2 separate regions of the Homo sapiens genome follow, and region 2 is linked to region 1. Evidence: chromatin loops called from intact Hi-C (ENCODE). Cell type or tissue: tibial artery. All regions are shown on one strand. Each heading gives the region's core, and the rest is flanking DNA. Links, peaks and the distances in the headings are about the cores only.

Region 1 (10,144 bases), core at 1,190-9,189:
CCCCTTCTGTACAGTGGGCTATCCGGTGGGTGCTGGAGCCCACTGGTGGGGAGCACCAGGCCTGCCCAGCCCCAGGGCCCCCTTCCATTATTGTAGGGTCCCCTGCCCTCAGTGTACAGGGACCACTAATGCCTAGGTCTCAGGTCTGCTTTGGGTCAGCCTTCCAATGGCCCCCTGCTCTGCTCTGGCCAAAGCTAGTTGTTCTGTTCAAAACAGGGCTTGGATGGGGCAAGTTGGGGGCAGGGAGAGGCAGCCCAGATTCCAGTCAGGGATTAGGGCTCTCAGGTTCTCACCACAGCCACCTTAGTGGGCTTTCTTGGAACAACTTAGTGCTTGCTCCTGCCTCAGTTTCCACACAGTGCCCAGATAGGCTTGTTGTTCTTCCTGTCCTGGCTGAAGGTGGGGCCTTGGAAAATAACTTGAGGCCCCAAGCCAGCTCTACCTGCCTGCCCACTGTCCCTTTCAGCTGCCAGGCCCCTCCTGCCTCCCAGAGGAAGGTTAGGCATGAAGGAGATTAATTGCAATTAATAATTAATTAATATCATGTGAATAATAATCACCCAGATGGAATATTCATTCAGCACACCCCAGCGCTCCAAGAGCTGGAGCTGAAAGTGAGCCAGGCCAACAGGGCAGCAGAGGGCAGGTTGGCTGGCAAAGGCCCGGCACAAACAGGAGGTATAGGGGGGAGACCCAGAAGAGGGGTACAACTGAGGCCTGGGAAGTTTTGGCAGCGGGGAGTGGTGGGAGGTAAATTGGGCTGGGCAGAGGGAGGAAGGAGGGAAACGGAGGCTAACATTACGGACATCTGTCAGACTGGCATCTGGCCCTGCCTAATGTACTTGGTTAAAAGCCCTTAAGGGAGGGGAGCAGAGGGGGATGCGGGGTGGTGCAGGGGTGGAGAATACTGATGAAATGGATGGAGCAGGAAGGGAGCATGCATAATAGATGGACCATCACTCAGGGCCGTGCAGAGGGGCAGGGGGAGGGGGCTAATGGTCCAAGGCCCGCAGTCACTGGGGGTGGGGTGGGGGGTGGAAGCTGCCTTCAGCAACTGCCCAGGCTCCCTGGGAGGTGTGCAGTCCTAGGGCCGGGGATGGGGTGTCCTGGCCGCTGAGTCTGGCTGTCTTGCCTGGTGTCACTCCCTACCTGTGAACTGTGCACCCCGTGGTTACACTGTGGGGGAACTGATGGTCTGCCCGACTGCTGGGACTCTGGCTTATGCTTTAAGGGATGTGCAGATTGAGTCATGGAGGGATGTCACCGCAGGGAAAGGGGACAGAGTTGAGGAAAAGCCTGGAGTCAGGTAGGGATGAAAAGTCAGGTATTCCAACTGGGCAGGTTGCTCCTTCAGCCTGACCCTTTCCGAACAGAGACAGAGGTGGCAAAGGGTAGGAGGTTCTGGGCTGTGGTGGTGTCTGCAGCTGCGTGGGAAGGTCAGGATGGGTGCAGTTGAACTGCTTGGGTTGGGGGTCTCTGTGTTGTTCTGCAGGTGAGTGAGTGCATGTGAGGTGTGTATGTGATCCACCGATTCCAGATACTTCTGAGGGGTGTCTGAGAGCCTGCGGGGAGGGAATGGAGTTCCATGGATCTGCCGGGCAGTGATTATCTCCAATTTTGGGGTCTCTCTGAGACTGAGACTTCCTAGGGCCCTCATGGCGACCTCCTCAAGGGACTTGTTTGGGGCCCTCTCTTATCTGTGCCTCAGTTTCCCCTGAGGTACCAAAGCTGTGGACTTCTATGGGCCACTCTGCCAAGCTTTGTATGCACTCTACATCACTTATTTCTCACAACTCTGTAAGGCTTGTAACTTTTGTGTGTTTATGTGTGTGTGTGATGGAGTTTTGCTCTTGTTGCCCAGGCTGGAGTGCAATGGCGTGATCTCTGCTCACCCTAACCTCCACCTCCCGGGTTCAAGCAATTCTACTGCCTCAGCCTCCCGAGTAGCTGGGATTACAGACGTGCGCCACCATGCCTGGCTAATTTTTTGTATTTTTAGTAGAGATGGGGTTTCTCCATGTTGCTCAGGCTGGTCTCGAACTTCCGACCTCAGGTGATCTGCCCACCTCGGCCTCCCAAAGTGCTGGGATTACAAGCGTGAGCCACTGCGCCTGGCAGCTTGTAACTTTTGTCAGCCCCATTTTACAGATGAGCAAACTGAGGCTCAGAGGGATGACGTAAATTGCCCAAAGTCAATCAGATCTTAAGCAGTGGAGGTGGGAGTTTTCTCCACACCAGGGCACTTCCCAGTTCTGCCTCCAGGGCTCTCTGGATTTGGGTCCAGGAGGCAGTCTCCCAACTCTGCCCAGAGCAAGGAGACAAAAAGACACATCCAGAATATTTTCCCCAACGGTAAGGAGATATGGCAAACCCTCAATCTCCTGCCTGGCATTTCTCCCTGGGGTTAGAGCGCTTTTGGCCTCAGAGCCATGGGGTCTGATGGTGGATCCAGTGTGGACTTGAGCCCGTGTGTGTCCTAGCCAGAAGTACCCCAGCTGGGCATTGCTTGGTTTTTGCCTTAACTTACTGCCCTGGTTTGGAACTTCAAGCCTAGCCGGTGTGGAGCTGGCAGCAAGATCTCTGGTCATGTGTCGAGTCCAGGGGCACATGCTGGCTGGCAGGGCCTGGGGCGCTGAGCTGCTGTGGCTTTGGGCAGGTCGTTTGACTTTTCTGAGCCCCAGTTTCCTGTTCCCTAAAATCAGGATGGTAACATATCTCAGTCCCACCTACTACCAGGAGGTGGTGATGGGAAAGAGCTTTACGTGCTGAGGATTCCTGGCTTGACAGGGGCAAGGGTGGGGGTGCGACTGGGACAGGGGAAGAGATATAGCGGCCAAGAAGGAATTAGAAGCTGGAGAAATTAGACTGGGTGCATTGGCTCACAGTGGCCAAGGTCAGGGGATTGCTTGAGACCAGGAGTTTGAGACTAGCCTGGGCACCATAGTGAGACTCCCGTCTCTACCAAAAAAAAAAAAAAAAATTACCCAAGCATGGTGCTGCGCACCTGTAGTCCCAGCTACTTGGGAGGCTGAGGCTGCAGGATCGCTTGAGTCCAAGAGTTCAAGGCTGCAGTGAGCTATGGTTGCACCACTGCACTCCAACCTAGGCTACAGAGTGAGATCCTGTCTCACACAATACAACAACAACAACAAAAGAACAAGGTAGAGAAATTACAATTATTTACTAGGCCTTTTTGGGGCAGGCACTCCTTTACGTGGAATTATTTAATCTTCATCACAGCTCCCAGAGGTGGGGCTGTTATTCCCATCTCGCAGATGGAGAAACAGGCACAGAGAGGCAACGTAACTGCCCCAAGTGACACAGCACTTGAGCACAGAGTCAAGACTGATCCTCAAAGCAGGGCTCTCACCCAGCACGCTGCCACCTCTTGCTCAGGGCTGAAGGGAAAAGAGACACAGATGCACCCTTGCCCTCTCTTTGCTACTGCACTCAACCCCCTCACTTCTGTCCAGCCTGGAAGCAGGCTAGGCCTGAGGCCCAGAGAAGTGAGGGAGCTTCTGGGAGTGCAGAAACCTGTGGTTCCAGGGAGCCTGCAGCCGAGGGGTGGTGCAGGTCAGGCAAGACTACCGTGTCCAGTTGGGCTGGTTGTTCACTCCACTAGGGTGACTGGGCAAGCAGTAAGTGAGCTGAATGCAATCTGTGGGCTTATGGGGCCACATGCGTTCTGACTTGCAGGGGGATCTTGTTTTCTTTCTTTTTTTTTTTTTAAGACAGAGTCTCACTCTGTCACCCAGGCTGGAGTGCAGCAGCATGATCTCGGCTCACTGCAGCCTCTGCCTCCCGGGTTCAAGTGATTCTTGTGCCTCAGCCTCCCGAGTAGCTGGGATTACAGGCGTGCACCACCACTTCCAGCTAATTTTTGTATTTTTAGTAGAGATGGGGTTTCACCATGCTGGCCAAACTGGTCTCGAACTCCTGATCTCAAGTGATCCACCCGCCTTGGCCTCCCAAAGTGCTGGAATTACAGGTGTGAGCCACCTCACCCGGTCTTGGGACCCCTTTTTCTAATTTGCACCAAGCTGCTGTATGGGTTATGCCTGCCCCTGGGGAGACCCAGACTCCTTGGGAACAAGGAGAGGGCAGGACATGGGGAGGTGACTAGGGTCAGGGGTGAGGAGGTCGCAGACCTGGTACATAGAAGCTCATCTGAGCCAGCTAGGGGAGGGGTGCCTCAGTCTCTGGGCTAAGCTCTTGTGAGAGATGCCCAGGCCAGCATTTACTGGAAGCACCACCCCAGAAGCCCTCCACGGTGGGTGTGTGCTGCAACAGTGTTTGTGTTTTCGTCCTGCAGAAAGGCGGAGGGCAGTTGAGTAAGGCTCACCCCCAGCTCTTGAAGATGGGAGTCATGGACATGGTGCCACAGGGGGGCCAGGGTCTGTGCCTGGGGCCCTGGTACCCCACTAGAGCCAAGGCCATGCTATAGTCTGTGTGGCTGAAGTTGCGGCTCTCTCCTGGGTTGGGGCAGATGGCTAGAAGCCAGGGCTAGGATTTTGCTGGGCCCAGCTTGTTCCCAGGGGTGAGGTGGGGGCATGAACTGAGCTCTGCCATGCCAGAGAGTTCAGCAGGCTTAGTTTTGGTGTGAGAGGCTGCACGCTGTGGCTTTGAGGTGGCACAGCCTTAGTGCAGGTCCTGCTCCCCTGCTTCTGACTGTGTGACCTGAGCCAGTCATGCAGCCCCCTGAACACCACCTTCCTCATTCATAAAATGGGGATGCTCATAGTCTCCACCTCTCAGGCTGCTGCGAGGACTTGAGATGATGAATGTCAGGTGTCCAGCCCAAGATCTGGCAGAAGAGCCGATGGTCAACATCTCTGAGTGTCCGGACAGGGTGCTGGGCCCTGGTGCTGGCATGAGGGCTGGGTGTCAGAAACAGGAGCCAGGATATTTAGGGGTTACTTGTCAGGCTCGGGGTGGGGTCCAGGGGAGAAACCACATGAGCAGGACTCTGGCCTGTGGGCTTGGCCTCACCCAAGCAACCTCCTGGCTGCCTAGAGGAACCCAGCTGTCCAGAGTCTGTCCCCAGAGGGACTGATGACCCTGTAAAAGGAGGTGGCTCTGTTCTCAAAAATGTAGGTCAAATCCCATCATTGGAAATTTGTCTGGCTGTTCTCATTGCCTGGGAATCCCGCTGCCCTCTTGATAAATGGAGCACCCAACACATTGCCGGGGGTGGGTGGGGGGAGCTGGCAGGTGGGTGGGTGGGTGGGGGGTTTCTCCCAGCTGGGACATACTCCCAGGTGGAGCTCCTGCCTCTCTGGCTCCTCCCCACTCTGCAGCCACCTGGCCCACAAGGTGGTGGTGTCTCCTTGCGGGAGGGGATTCCAGAAAGATGTCCTCAGGTGAGACACCTGACAGGTAAATCACACCATCCACCCAGATCTGGAGCATAAGGCTACCATTCTGGCATGTCCCTGTCACAGTAGGTGATCCAAAGGAGTCGTTTATGCAGTTCCTCAAAGCCCTGTTCAGCTGGAACATTTACACTTCCTTCTCGTTATTATTATTATTGACCCTTATGATACCACATTTAAAAGGGCTTTTATTTAATCCTCACAGCAATCCTGGTTTTTCTTTTCTTTTCTCTTTTTTTTTTTTTTTTTTTTTTTGTAGAGACAGAGTGTTTTGCTGTGTTGCCCAGGCTGGAGTGCAGTGGCACGATCTTGGCTCACTGCAACCTCCGCCTCCCGGGTTCAAGCAATTCCCCTGCCTCAGCCTCTCGAGTAACTGGGATTACAGGCACATGCCACCACACCCGGCTAATTTCTTTTTTGTTTGAGTAGAGACAGGGTTTCACCATGTTACCCAGGCTGGTCTCAAACTCCTGAGCTCAGGCAATCCGCCCACCTTGGCCTCCTAGGATTACAGGCGTAAGCCACTGCTCCTGGCCCAACAATTCTGTTTTACCGAGGGGAAAACTGAGGCCGGGGGCATGAAGCAGCTTATCTCAGGCCTTGCGATACATTTCCATTCAACGTGAGTGTTGAGCTCGTGGGCAGGGAAAAAAAGCAGGCATCGCCCTTGCTCCAGGGAACTAAAGGTCGCCCACCTGAAAAGCCAAATCAGTGATCAAAGAAGTGTATGTCTACTGTGTGCTTAAAGGCCCAGAGGTGGAGGGCGCCAGAGCCCTGCATGGGTTGGCAGGTGCAGGCTGTGCAGATGAGGGTGGGGAGGAGAGGGAGGTCCGGGCAGGAGTTCCGGGTCAGCGTGTGAAGGGCCGTGTCTGGAAGTGGTGGGGAGCAATGGTCTCCCTTCTCGAATTTCCTGGAGAATTTGAGAATCCTAAGGCTCCTTAGTCTCTCCCTTCCTAAGACTGTGTGTCTGTAGGTCTGGGGCAGAGCCCAGGCACCTGTATTTGTGCTTCTGGGTCTTTGGCAGAATCTTTGCCTTTTTCTGTCTGCACCCCGCATCTGGTACAGAGAGGACAAGGCACAGTCGCTCTGAAGCAGATGTCTAGGAGAGTGGGTGGGCCAGCCAGAGAGGAGCCTCGGGTGGAAGGGGTGGTCACCCCTGCCAGGCAGTCACAGCTGCTGTGGCGACACGAACTCCAGCCCCAGGGTGAGATCCAGCCCCACACCTCCCCAGCCACCCAGCCATGACCCTGGGCCAGTCACCTCCAGGTGTCTCCCTGAGCCTCATCCTGGCATTTGTAAAATGAGGACCAGACAGCCTGGGCACGTTGAGATCAAATGAGCTGGAGCATGTGAGAGCCTGGGCAGCCGGGGGAGCAAGAGACAAGTGCAGGGCACAGGGTCAGCTGAGGGCTGGCATGACCTCAAGACCAAAGGCCCCTCCCACCAGGGATGGAGGGACAATGGGATGAGGTCAGAGGCAGGGCAGGGGCAGAAAGCAGGGCCAGGCAGGGAGCACAGTTTGGCTTTGATAGAGCACTGGCTTAGGCTGGACATGGAGGCTCAAGTCTGTAATCCTAGCACTTTGGGAGGCTGAGGCGGGAGGATGGTCTGAGCCCAGGAGTTCAAGATCAGCCTGGGCAACACAGTGAGATCCCATCTCTTAAAAAATTAATTAATTAATTTTAAAAAAAGAACATTCGCTGGGCATGGTGGCTCACATTTGCAATCCCAGCACTTTGGGATGCCAAGGGTGGATCACAAGGTCAGGAGTTCAAGACAAGCCTGGCCAAGATGGTGAAACCCTGTCTCTACTAAAAATACAAAAAAATTAGCCGGGCGTGGTGGTAGGCACCTACAATCCCAGCTCCTCGGGAGGCTGAGGCAGAGAATTGCTTGAACTCAGGAGGCAGAGGTTGCAGTGAGCTGAGATTGCACCACTGCACTACAGCCTGGGTGATAGAGTGAGACTCCATCTCAAAAAAAAAAAAAAAAAAAAAAAGAACATTGGCCTAATGCTGGGCGGGCTTGGGGCGGTCTTGGGACTCTGTGCCAGCAGGAGTCCCCTCCCCACTCCCCAGGTGCCAGGGCCACAGAGATTCTGGGGACTGAGATAGGTTTGTGTGACCCATCTCTTCCCTCAGACCAGGGACAGGGTTGTGTCCCCGCATGGGGCCAGGCCAGGCAAACACCCCTTGGTATGTGGTCTCTTTCTTTCTCCTACCGCCTTTGGGGGCTCTCCCAGCCCCCTCCTGGGCCACCTCCAGCCAGGCCCAGCCCCCAGCCCCAGCTGCCCCGGCACTGCCCCAGGGGCTTATCTGGTCTGAGCCCTGTGTCCTGCTGGGCTCAGCTGCACCAGATGGGGAAGTGGTGAGAGCTCAGCAGGTGGCAGGAGGTGGTGGACAAGGAGGCTCTTAAGGTATCTGGCCTTCATCCCCCATCAGCTGGGGCTTTCCCCAGAGTGGGGACTGGCTTGGCCTCTGCAGAGAGGAAGCAGGCTTGATGGGGTGGCTCGCAGACCTCCTGAGTGAGGGAGATTCTGTTGGTGCCAGGGCAGACTCTGCTGGAATCTCCAGGCCCAGGATGGTACCAATACGTAGCCAACCTCCTGGCCTCGCATCTGGGCTCATCTGACCATTTTCAGTGGGAAAATCTGAGGCACAGAGAGGTTGCTGGGTCATCCCTGGGGCTGCACGGTCAGAGAGCAGCATTGGGGCAAGGGGTCTGGCAGGCTGCTCCTCTAGGCAGCTGTGGAGGGGGCTGGCATAGGGGCTTGTTGGTGGGAGGCAGATAGAACAAGCAGGAACAGTCCCAGGGGCAGGGGAAGGCCAGGATGGTTCAGGCCATGGGCCGGGAAGAGGATGTGGCGACTCCTTGTCCTTGACTTTCTATTTCGGGCTGATCAATGCTCTAGGGGCTCAGGATGGAATTGGGAGCCTTGGTCAGCCTGGAATAGGGTGAGTCGGTGTCCTTGGGGCGCAAAGGTCAGCCCACCCAGGCCCTGGCCGTTGGTGCCCCCCTTGCTCCTCTCCCAGGACCTCTCATGGACACTGGGCCCTCTTCCATTTTACTCCACCTTTGGGGTGAGACAGCCCTAGAAGCAGACTCCCTAGCTTCACCACTTTTTAGCTGTGTGACCTTGGGCAAGTTAGTCAGCCCCACTGTGCCTGTCTCCTTTCAGATGGGAATGGCAGTAATCTATCCCATAGGGTTGCTGCGAAGATCAAACAGGGCAATACTCTTAGTGTTTAGACCAGGGCCCGGCACACAAGAAGTGCTCGGTAAAGATTAGCAGTGATGAGGTGGTTGAGGAGGAAGCCGACAAGGCACAGGCTATGGATTTCATGACCACAACCTTGGGGCTCTCTTCCTTCCTGCAACCTGCCGTCCCCACCACAAAGGCCAGGCAGCGAACAAAAGCCTCCCATTTGCAGGGCAGAGTGGGTGACCCTCATGTTGGGGTCTGGAGTCAGTCTTCTGGAATGAACAAGGGGTGTGGAGAAGGCCCCAGCCCTGAGTCCTCTCAGCCCTTCCTGGGCCCTGCGGTTGCTGTGATCCAGGCGTCCTCAAGCGCCCAGGCCTGGGGGGCCGCCATCTTGCTCTGGCGTGGTGTGTTGCTGTGGCAACCTGGAGCCTCCAGCCCCACTGCACTCTGAAAAATTTATCAGGAAAACTTCCATGTTTAAAAATTAACCATGGGATTGAAATATTAAAGATGAGCTGCTTTGGGTGAGGCAGAGGGCAATGGATTTGGGGGTAGAGGAGCCAAGTCCTTACTCCCAACAGGATGGCACCTGCCCGTCGCCCAGTTTCCAGGGGCCTAGCCATCCATTCCCACCCATTCGCCCCTGTCCGAGGCCTCCTATGTAGATGGAGGCTGGGGCCGGGGTAGGGGGACAGGCAGCGAGGGTCCTGCCTCCCATTTCCTGTTTGTCCCTTTCCCATGATACTCCTGGGGCCCTCCCGTTACTCTGCCTGATGGTGGGGTGCCCCTCACCAGCCAGGAGGGCATAATGAGGCAGAGGGCTGGCCGGGCTGCCCCTCTCCATCCCAGCTGCACCTGCAGCCCAGCCCCAGAGAGGATGCACAGGTGCCCGGGCCCAGAGGGCAGAAAGGGGGCTGTGCCCAGGGCTGAGCACTCCTGCCTCTGCCCACTAGTAAAGGAGCAGGGTCGTGGAGGAAGAGGAGCTTGGACAAAGCATCTTGCCCCCAAATCAATGGTCCCCTCAGCTGCTAGGGCTGGCCACCCCTTCCCCAGGGCTACTGTTGCTCCCGGGATCCCCCCGACTCCCACCTTCAGGCCTCCCTGGGTTGACTCCCCCTCTGCCCTCCCCCCACCCAGCCTGTCCATCTGGCCCAGGTGAGTTTCGTCATCCCAGCCTTCAACTCAAACTTCACCCTGGACCTGGAGCTGAACCAGTGAGTGTGGCCTTGAGCCCAAGAGGAAGGGCAGTGGTGGGGCGGGGGAGACATGGCTAGGGCCTGGCTGCTGGGGGTCTGGGGGTTGGGCCTGGGCAGAGGGGACCTGGGTCCTGACCTGAGGCGAGCCTCAAGCCCGACCTCACCTCGCCCGTGACCCCCCTTCCTGCTGCCCCCTCTGTCTCAGCCACCTCCTCTCCTCGCAATACGTGGAGCGCCACTTCAGCCGGGAGGGGACAACCCAGCACAGCACCGTGAGTGCCACTGCAGGGGACCGGGGCCGGGGATGGAAGGGAGGTGCTGTTTCTGTGGTTCTGTGGTCACAGGTGTAGGGACAGGTGGCCACTGGAGATGGG
Region 2 (10,144 bases), core at 1,235-9,234, 240 kb after region 1:
AGTCATCCTGTGCCCATCCTGCCCAGACACACAAATTTGGGAACCACAAGGTACTGAGCCCAGGGGCCCACCATCCTGGAGCCTCAGAGAGAAGGAAAAAGTCTCTGGGACCCCATAGCTCCTACTTGTGGACCCATGCACATTCACAATTCCTTAGTCACAAAGTCTACACAAACATATGTATGCCACCCCATCACACTCTGCCTGGCACCTGCACAAACTCAGACACTTACACGGGAAGAGAAATGCAGCCATCACTCTACTCCCCAACCCCCACTGCCACTGATCAGGAAGAGCCAGCTTACTGGCCAGACCATGCATAATTCAGAGGTTTGGCCCAAAATAGTTCTATCAGGCCCAGATTCTCCAGTGGGGGCTAGGGGAGGAGCAGGAGCAGCAAAGGGAGTGGGGAGAGACATCTCAACTTGGAGAAGACCCTAGAGTCTGCCTCCTGCCCTAGGTGCCTGGGCAGAGCCTGGGGGCCAGGGGAACTTCAGCGCAGCCTGAAGCACTCACTTCCCAAGTTCCCTCTCCCCCCCACACATCCCCAAATCCTCCCACCCTGGGGAGACAGGGTCACCCGCAGGCAGCTGGGAGTGCCAACACCTGGCCATTCACACCTGCTGGGGCCTGGAGTCCTCACCTGTGTGTGTCAGGCTCCCCAGCACCTCCCCAGGGCCCAGGCTGAGAGGGACACTGCTGAGTTCTCAGGCATCTTTGTCCCAGGTCTCCTGTCTTCACTTCACCAATCAATCAGTTGATAAGTCCACAAATATTTACTGAGCACAAGCCCGGGCAAAGCTGGGTCCTAGGACTTCAGAGGGCACCTGGCTGTGCATGGAGAGGCTCAGAACTTGCTGAGGAGGCAGGAAATCCACAGAAAGGACAAAGACTGGGTCAGAGAGGGACAGGCCATGGAGCTAGGGATGCAGGCGGGGAAAAGCTTCCAGCTGAAAGCCTGACTTGAGCTGGGCCTGCCCAGGTGAAGGCCTGGATTCAGAGAGATGGAAAGGCAGGTGGGAGGGACAGGGTCGGCTGGATGGGGGCAGAGGGTCCGAGGCTATCTGGATGTTAGTAAGAAGATTGGCTGATGGAACTGGAGTCATGTGAGGAAGTCATGGGGCAGGACTGGCATGGCCTTCAACCTTTGGTAGTTCAACAAGGATGGGGACTGCACCATATACAACTCCCGGGGGTTTCCCAAGATTCTCCAACGTGATGTTAAGTGCTTTGCTTTGGAGTCAGCCTACTGGGATTCAAATCCCAAAATCACTATGTCATTGCCCCATGACTTTGGGCAAGTGACTTAAGGTGTGTTTCCTTATGTGTTAAATGGGGGTAATAACAGTTTGTACCAGCCGGGTGCAGTGGCTTACACCTGTAATCCCAGCACTTTGGGAGGCTGAGGTGGGTGGATCACTTGAGGTCAGAAGTTCAAGACCAGCCTGGCCAACATGGTGAAACCCTGTCTCACCAAAAATTAGCCGCGTGTGGTGGCACACGCCTGTAATCCCAGCTACTTGGGAGGCTGAGAGGCTGAGGCAAGAGAATCACTTGAACAAGGGAGGTGGAGGTTGTAGTGAGCCGAGATCGGGCCACTACACGCCAGCCTGGGTGACAAAGCTAGACTCCGTCTCAAAAAAAAAAAAAAAAAAAAAAAAGTCTGTACCTCTTGGCCCTGTCGAAGAGATTAAATAAGAAGTGGACATATATTGGGAGGCTGAGGTGGGCAGATCACCTGAGATCAAGAGTTCGAGCCAACATGGAGAAACCCCATCTCTACTAAAAATACAAAAAAATTAGCTGGGCCTGGTGGCAGATGCCTGTAATCTCAGCTACTCAGGAGGCCGACGCAGGAGAATTGCTTGAACCCGGGAGATGGAGGTTGCGGTGAGTTGAGATCGTGCCACTGCACTCTGGCCTGGGCAAAAGAGTGAGAGGCCGTCTCAAAAAAATTAATAAATAAAAAGAAGTGCACAAATAGTGCTCGGCTTGCCTCCCACGTTCTTCCCACCTGCGTGGAGACAGACGCAGCAGCACAGAGTGTCTTCAGGACCTGGGTGGCTGACCAGGAGAGAGTGTTACTGCCCAGCAGTGAAAAGATGGTGTTGGTGGGCCGGGTGCGGTGGCTCATGCCTGTAATCCCAGCACTTAGGGAAGCTGAGGCGGCGGGTGGATCATTTGAGGCCAGGAGTTTGAGACCAGCCTGGCCAACATGGCGAAACCCCGTCTCTACCTAAAAATACAAAAATTAGCTGAGTTTGGTGGTGCGCACCTGTAGTCCCAGCTACTCAGGAGGCTGAGACACAGGAATCGCTTGATCCCGTGAGGCGGAGGTTGCAGTGAGCTGAGACCACGCCACTGCCCTCCAGCCTGGGCGACAGAATGAGACTCCATCTCAAAAAAAAAAAAAAGAGAGAGAGAGAGATGGTGCTGGTGGACAGAAAGCAAGAGGGCCTTCTGACGGAGGAGGTCTTTCAGCTGTGATTTGAGACAAGGTGCCTGATCCAGAACTAGAGGCAATGTGAACTGGTGGGCCCAGTGATATGGGGGCCATGTAATCCGTGGAACACCACACTTTCCATGACACCCTGGGAGTCACAGGAGGGTTTTGGTTTTGCTTTCCTGTGTTTTTTCCCTGCACAGAGTCTGAATGAGGGTTGCTTTGACTCTACGTTCTGAAAGGCTCCTTTCCTCCTCTCCAGCTCGGGCTCCATCCATCTCTTTGGGCCTCTGGCTCAGTCTCTCCATCACTCTGCCTCCACCTCTTTTGGTCTTACTGATTTTGTCTTTCCCTGAGCCCCTTTCTCCCTCTCTTCCTGGTTCCAAGCCTCTCACAGGCTCTGATTCCATCTTCCCCACCTCTCCTTTGCGCTCTCTCTCTCTCTCTCTCTCTCTCTCTCTCTCTCTGTCGTCTCTCCAGGGACCTTTGTAAAACTCTGCACTCTCTTCCTGGAGACTGGGGGCAGCTGGGGAGTGGGGATCGGAGTCCCTGCCTCTAGGGGCCCATGCCCCAGGCCCAGCTCTGTTGATTAGGGCTTTTTTCAGAGGACTGGAGACATCAATGACTGTTACAAGCTTCACCAATGCTGCTAATATTAGCCCAGGAAGGCAGCTCACTGATGGATTAGGAGAAATTAAGAATTCAAATTCTGTAATTCGAATTGGAGGGCTGCTGCTTGCTGACAGCTAATACTTCCCCAGAAATTAATACTTCCCCAGAAATTAATGAGTGAAGGAGGGATGGCAGCACTGGTTTTCTTCTTTGACAATACAATTTTCCCCCGTGATCCACACCTTTGAAACCCCCATCTCCAGGCAGGCACTCGCCTGAAGGGCCGGGGTCCTGTTTGTCTCAGATCTTATTTGTGGATTCCAGAAATTCTCGGGAAGTGGCCTTCTCATTCCCAGCTGAGCCCTCTGCATCTGCCTGCTGGTGCCTCAGCATGAGGCCGGCTGGCTCTGGGAGAGGCAAGGTGAAGCTGGAGAAAGGACAGGGTCAGGGCACCGGCAGAGCTTGCTTTCAGTCCCCTCCTGGCTGTGTGTGACCCTGACAAAGGTCCGAACCTGTCTGTAAAATGGAAATTATAATTTCCCGCATTAGGGGATGTTGGAGGCACAGAGGCAAGCATCTCACAGCTACCTTCCTTCCTCTCTCACCGCTTCCCTTTCTCCCTGGGCATTTCTGCTGTTTGGTCCTTCAGAATACCCACCAACCTCCTCTCAGCCAAACCACACTGAGACCTCCTTGAAACTGCCTCCCCAGGAAGTCTGCCTGGGCTTCGTTCTGTTGAGATTGACTGGCTCCTGAGTGCTCACGGCCTCATTTCTGAACCATCTCTCCTGCTGTCTCAGAGTTTTAGATGATTTCTAAGAAGAGAGTGTCCTGTCTCCCAAACCAGATTGTTATTCTCCTGGAGGTGGCACTGGCCCTGTGCCTCAAACCCAATAGGTGCTCAGTACCTGGCAAATGAATTGAACCAACACCTTCTGTCCTCTTTGCGCCTGCCTCACTGTCCCTTCACCCATGCCCAGTGATGCTTGTTGATGGCAGGTGGGTGCTGGGGCTGGGGTCTGGCCAGTCTTCCCTGCAGTCCCAGTGCCCATGTCTTGGGTGGGGGGGAAGGGTGGTGGGGGAGACACATTCCTGCTGTGAGTAGTACATTCTCCAAAATGGCACCTTTAAGGCATTATATATATATATATATTATATATATATATAATATATATAATATATATATATGTTCTCAGTCTGTTGCCCAGGCTGGGGTGTAGTGGTGCCATCACAGCTCATTGCAGCCTTGACCTCCCAGGCTCAAGCAATCCTCCTCCTTTAGCCTCCTGAGTAGCTGAGACTATAGGCATGGCTGTACCCAGCTAAACTTTTTTTTCGTTTTTTTTTTTTTTGAGATGGAGTCTTGCTCTGTCACCCAGGATGGAGTGCAGTGGTGAGATCTCAGCTCACTGCAACCTTTGCCTCCTGGGTTCAAGCAATTCTCCTGCCTCAGCCTCCTGAGTAGCTGGGACTACAGGCACGCGCCACCACACCCGGCTAATTTTTGTATTTTTAGTAGAGACGGGGTTTCACCATATTGGCCAGGCTGGTCTCGAACTCCTGACCTCGTGATCTGCCTGCCTCGGCCTCCCAAGGTGCTGGGATCACAAGCATGAGCCACCACGCCCAGCCACCCAGCTAAATTTTTAAATGTTTTAACTTTTTTAGAGACTAGGTCTCCTAACACTGCCCAGGCTGGTCTCAAACTCCTGGGAACAAGTGATCCATCAGCCTCAGCCTCCCAAAGTGCTGAGATTACAGGCATGAGCCACCTAAGCGATTTTTTTTAAAAAGTGTTGAGTGAGGCAGGAGGATCACTTACGCCCAGGAGTTTGAAGTTACAGTGAGCAATGACTGGGCTACTGCACTCCAGCCTGGGTGACAGAGCAAGACCCTATCTCTAAAAAAATAAAAAATATTTAAAAAGCATTGGCTGGGCACTGTGGCTTATACTTGTAATCCCAGCATTTTGGAAGGCTAAGGTGGGAGGATCACTTGAGCTCAGGAGGTCAAGACTAGCCTAGGCAACATAGTAAGACCCCATTTCTACAAAAAATTTAAAATATTAGCCAGGCATGGTGGTGTGCACCTGTAGTTTCAGCTTCTCAGGAGGCTGAGGCAGGAGAATTGCTTGAACCCAGGAGGTAGAGGCTGCAGTGAACTATGATGGAGCCAATGCACCCGAGCCTGGGTAACAGAGCAAGACCTCATTTCTAAACAAAATAAACAATTTTTAAAGAAGTGTTGACATGGTGTTTGTTAAGGTGTGGAGAAAAGGAGTTACAGAGAGCCCTGAGAAAGCCAGACCTCAAGACCATGAAGATGCGTCCTTCCTCCTGGCCCCTCAACCTTTCAGCACACCCCTCCCCTCTCCTCCTGCCCCAATCCCAGGCCCACTCTCGCTCCTGGCACCTGGCTGAGCTCTGGCTCGGGGTGGGGAGGGACATCCTTAGCTGCGAGGCAGATGGGCTCTACAAGGCTCAGCGCCTACAAGCCCCTGCAGAATTGGCCACCAAAGAGTTGGTGCTGGACTTCTCTAGCCTCATGGAGAGCCAGAGCACAGGGAGAACCAGTGCAAATGGCTTCCTTCGTTCCTGGGAGGGGTCTTGGGGGTCACCTAGGACCCTCTCTTTGACAGATGGGAAAACCAAAGCTCAGAAAGGTTAGCATATGTTCAAACACCAGTCATCTGTCTAGCAGGGAGAAAGGGTGATCCCAGGAGCAGATAAATCCAAATCCCTTTCAAAGGCCCTCCTGGATCCTGGAAAATCAAATGTTCTTTCCAACTCTGCTTCCTTGGGCTAGTGTTTGAGCAAAAGTCTATTCCAGGTGGGCTGGGACTGGGGGCAGAGGAGGGAAGGAAATTGGCAGGAAAGTAGTTTTCTAAGTGGCTGATGGCTGCTTTGGGCAGGAGACAGGCTGCTAGGAACCTGTTCCCTCCAACCCCCTCCAACCCCCTCCAACCCCCTCCAACCCCTCCAACCCCCTCCAACCCCCTCCAACCCCCTCCAACCCCTCCAACCCCCTCCAACCCCCTCCAACCCCCCCAACCCCCTCCAACCCCCTCCAAACCCCCCCAACCCCCTCCAACCCCCTCCAACCCCCTCCAACCCCCTCCAACCCCCTCCACAACCCACTTGCCTGGGAAGCCTTTCTCCCCACACCCATTTTCTCTTTCCGGCTGAGGCTTACCCTCCATCTACGATGAACGTGGGGGGCCTGGGGAGAGGTAGGGGGCTGGGAAGCAGTCCTGTCTGCCTTTCGAACCTCATGGGCAGGTGGGGCTCCCCTGCCTGACATTCCTATGCTGCTCCCGCCCCCGCGTGGCTCCTCTGATGCCCAAATCGCCTTTTCCCAGATCCAATTAAAACAGCGTTTGGAGCAAGGTTGAAATAATCACATAATAATTTTCTCCAGTAAAGTTACTGGCTGGAGCCCGATTTGAAAGCTGAGCTGGTAATTGAATCTGAGGGGCAGCGACAGAAGAGGAGCTGGGGGGAGTGGTGGAGACTCCTTGTGGGGCCCAGAGGCTCCCGGCTGTGATTACCCCTCCCACCATTGGTAATAGGTGTTGCAACCCCCTCCTACTGTCCATCTCCATTTCACTCCCTCCCTCTAGTAACAGATGTCTCTTGGGGCTACAGAACTCCCAGACTTCAACAGGAGAACAGGCCCAGAGCCCATGCCATCAGACTTTCTCGGTTCACAGGCCAGACTGGGGAGGCCACATGCCCACAGTCACCCAGAGAGGTCAAGCAAAGCCAGGACTCCAACCCAGGTCTCGGACTCTCCAGCCACTGTTTTTTTTGTTTTTTTTTTTGACAGAATTTTGCTCTGTCGCCCAGGCTGGAGTGCAGTGGCACGATCTCAGCTCACTGCAACCTCTGCTTCCCGGGTTCAAGTGATTCTCCTGCCTCAGCCTCCCAAGTAGTTGGAATTACAGGCGCATGCCACCACACCCAGCTAATTTTTGTATTTTTAGTAGAGACGGGTTTCCACCATGTTGACCAGGCTTGTCTCAAACTCCTGATCTCAGGTGATCCACCTGCCTCAGCCTCCCAAAGTGCTGGGATCACAGATGTGAGCCACTGTGCCTGACCCAGCCACTGCTTTAATCTCCACTTCAGGTTTCCTGACTCCCAGGCCCTCCCCACTCTCTCCTGCTCTGCCCATCTTCCTCCACCATCTCCCAGGATTTCCTGGTCCCACCCTAACCTCTCTGCAGCAGGGAGGGGAAGTGACTACCTGCATGATCTCTGGGCCAGCGGGCTGTGCAGCAGGGGCTCCCTGCACATCAACAGCTGACATGACCAGACTGGGCAGCCCTGCTTGGTCCTCCACCATGTCCTCCCTCTCAGCATTTGACTGGGGGCTCAGACTATCTGCCATGTGTGGCTCATTCATTTCTTCCCTCCTCCCTTTCTTTCCTCCACTCTAAATATTCTTTATGTCCCTACTGCCTGTGAGGCCCTGAGCAGGATCCTCCCGCAATCGGGAGGTATAGACAGAGCGGCAGCTGTGCTCACAGGCCCGTGGCAGAGGTGAGCAAGTTAACACAACAAGAGGGGGCCCTCACCTGCAGCTGGGGGACGGGGCATCCTGGCTGAAGTGACCTCTAAGCTGACGTCTCAAAGCTGAAGAGAAGTGCGTGACTCAAGACAAATGCAAAGGCTGGGAAGCAGGAAACGCCCGGGTGTGATCTTGGGCAAGTTGAGGTCTCAGTTTCCTCATCTCTAGAATGAACTCCTGGCTCAGTTTGCCTCGTGAGATTCTGGGGAAGAACGAACATGGAGGTGTCTGTAAGATGGAAAATCCCACTTAACTGATGATCGTTTTTTGTTTTTTTTGAGACAAGATTCTACCCTTGTCAAGGCTGGAGTGCAGTGGTGTAATCACAGCTCACTGCAGCCTCGAACTCCTGGGCTCAAGCAATCCTCCTGCCTCAGCTTCCCCAGTAGCTGGGATTACAAACGTGAGCAACCTTACCTGGCTAATTTTCTTTCTTAAAATTTTGTGTAGAGACAGGGGTCTTGCTATGTTGCCTGGGCTGGTCTCAAACTACTGGCCTCAAGTGATCCTCCCACCTCAGCCTCCCAAGGTTGAGGATTAAGGCGTGATTAAGTGCTGGAATTACAGGAGTGACCCATTGTGCCCAGCCAATGATTGTTGCTAATGGAGGGCATTTGTCCCCTATCCTAGACAAGGGACAGAGTCTGGGGGCGGGGTGGGTCAGTGGTCGGGGTGGTGAGGGAGGCCGGAGGTGGGAGGAATGGGAATCGAGGACTTGCTCTGCAGAGTCCTTGTGGCTATTCGAGACTGGAAGCCAGCAGCTGGATGGGGGCGTTTTCTCACCACATGGCTGGGAGTTGTGGGGATGGAAGAAACCATAGGGTTTGGCCGGGTGCGGTGGTTCACACCTGTAATCCTAGCACTTTGGGAGGCTGAGGCAGGTGGATCACCTGAGGTCATGAGTTCGAGACCAGCCTGGCCAACATGGTGAAACCCCATCTCTACTAAAAATAAAAACCAGCTGGGCATGGTGGCGCGTGCCTGTAATCCCAGCTACTCGGGAGGCTGAGGCAGGAGGATCGACTGAACCTGGGAGATGGAGGTTGCAGTAAGCCAAGATCGCAGCATTGCACTCCAGCCTGGGCGACAGAGCAAAGAAACCACAGGGTTGGTGGCTGCTGGCAGGGCTAAGTCTGGTTCCTCTGGCCAGTGCCCAGCTTCCCCACGCTCACTATCCTCTGGGCCTGGGGCATGCTAAGCCCCAGGAGTCAAGGTGGGACTCTGAAGGGATCTACTCCCCTCCCTGCACCTCTCAGCCAATCAATGTCTGCTCTGCCCTCCCTGACTTCAGCAGAGTTGGTGCCAGATCCTGGAACTCACTGATTGGTTGAGGGAGCAACCCCTCTGCCCACCCCTCACCATGGAGGCTTTTGGAGAGACCTAGCCATGGGCAAGCTTTGTGCCCTGCAAATGGCTCAGTGGTACCAACCACTGAGCTGCCTGCCCCTGGGCCCTCATAAGACCATGTCTGCAGCCTCAGTGGCCTTCTGGGCACGGCTGGCCTCCTGGTCAGCAGCTGTAGGGGTGAGTCACGGCTCTCATTAGAGCTTAATTAATCAATTGAGCTAATCAGACAGCTGTGATGTGCTGTGGTTGCAGATGGGGGGGAGAGGGAGAGAGTTGGAGCGTGAGGGACTGGTAAGGCGAGCTGGGGCTGGCAGGGCCTGGAGTGGCGGCAGGGCCTGGAGTGGCAACAGAGTCTGGTGGGTTGGCAAGGGCGGAGGGCGCTGGAAAGGAGGATGAATGATCCTGACAAAGGCCCGTGATAGGTTGCTCTGAAAGGTGACCTTGGCAAGGTGCCAGAGACCGAGGCTGGGGGAGGAGGAAGCAGGACCTCTCCCACCTCCAGCTTCCTCTCTCATTTTTTATCTTGTTAAGTGTGTCTCCAAAGCTTTTTGAAATCCTCCACTGAATGGGATGGGAAAAGGAGACAAAGACAAAAAAAGGTAGGTCCTCACATTCCCAGTGATCCCAGTCTGATGGGGGAGGCCAGAGGTCTACTGGCAGCACAGACAGAGACCCAGACTAAGAGATGGAGACAGAGACACGGTGTCTCTCCAGGTGAGCTGCTCAGGCTTGGACATCTGGACTGGGTGGATGGGGAGGAGCCAGAGGGACCAGAGCCAAGGGTAGGCGGGAGTCCAGTAAGAATATTGGGAGGAGGGGAGCGCCTGAGCGGGTTTTACAATGTGATGTGCAAAATCTTGTTTCATCTATTTTTTTCTCACATCCGACCTTGGTGTTACCTTGGGGTGGGGAGCGAGCAGGGCAGGAAGTGCAATGGTGGGAAATGGGTTCCGAGAGGACTCATGGACAGCTGGGATAGCTCTGCCCTCCAGGGGCTTCCATTTCCAGAGGCTTACCGGGAGTCTGAGGCTGTGAGAGAGAAAGATCCAGGGCCTGGGACATGCAAGGGGCTACGGGAGATGGATCAGAGGAGGGCAAGCATTTCTGATGAGGCTACCTGGTAAGGATTCCTCCCAGAAGAGGTGGCATTTGAGCCAGGTCTTTCAGAATGGA

What was found. A loop is a pair of places that touch in the nucleus more often than their neighbours do. Peaks named below come from ENCODE experiments on the same cell type or tissue, not always from the same donor. Only the 100,000 strongest peaks of a DNase experiment are listed, where the experiment ranks them.
Region 2: a loop joins it to region 1, with 2.4 times the contacts of the local background. A loop is called at or near these places in 12 of 110 quality-filtered maps.

What each region holds. Positions count from the first base shown.
Region 1 is chr17:44,760,007-44,770,150 of GRCh38, forward strand. ADAM11 (ADAM metallopeptidase domain 11) reads left to right here. Exons shown (of 27, transcript NM_002390.6): 3 at 9,712-9,788; 4 at 9,976-10,042. Among named protein-coding and RNA genes, the nearest start is that of ADAM11, 6.1 kb to the left of the region's middle. In tibial artery, for the core only: no CTCF peak of the experiment used is centred there; no DNase peak of the experiment used is centred there; H3K27me3 peaks cover 6,567 bases.
Region 2 is chr17:45,000,658-45,010,801 of GRCh38, forward strand. LOC107987243 (a long non-coding RNA gene) reads right to left here. Exons shown (of 6, transcript XR_007065771.1): 2 at 7,632-7,826. Among named protein-coding and RNA genes, the nearest start is that of C1QL1, 37 kb to the left of the region's middle. RefSeq lists enhancers at 2,938-3,701, 4,991-5,947, 7,478-7,978. In tibial artery, for the core only: no CTCF peak of the experiment used is centred there; no DNase peak of the experiment used is centred there; H3K27me3 peaks cover 1,625 bases.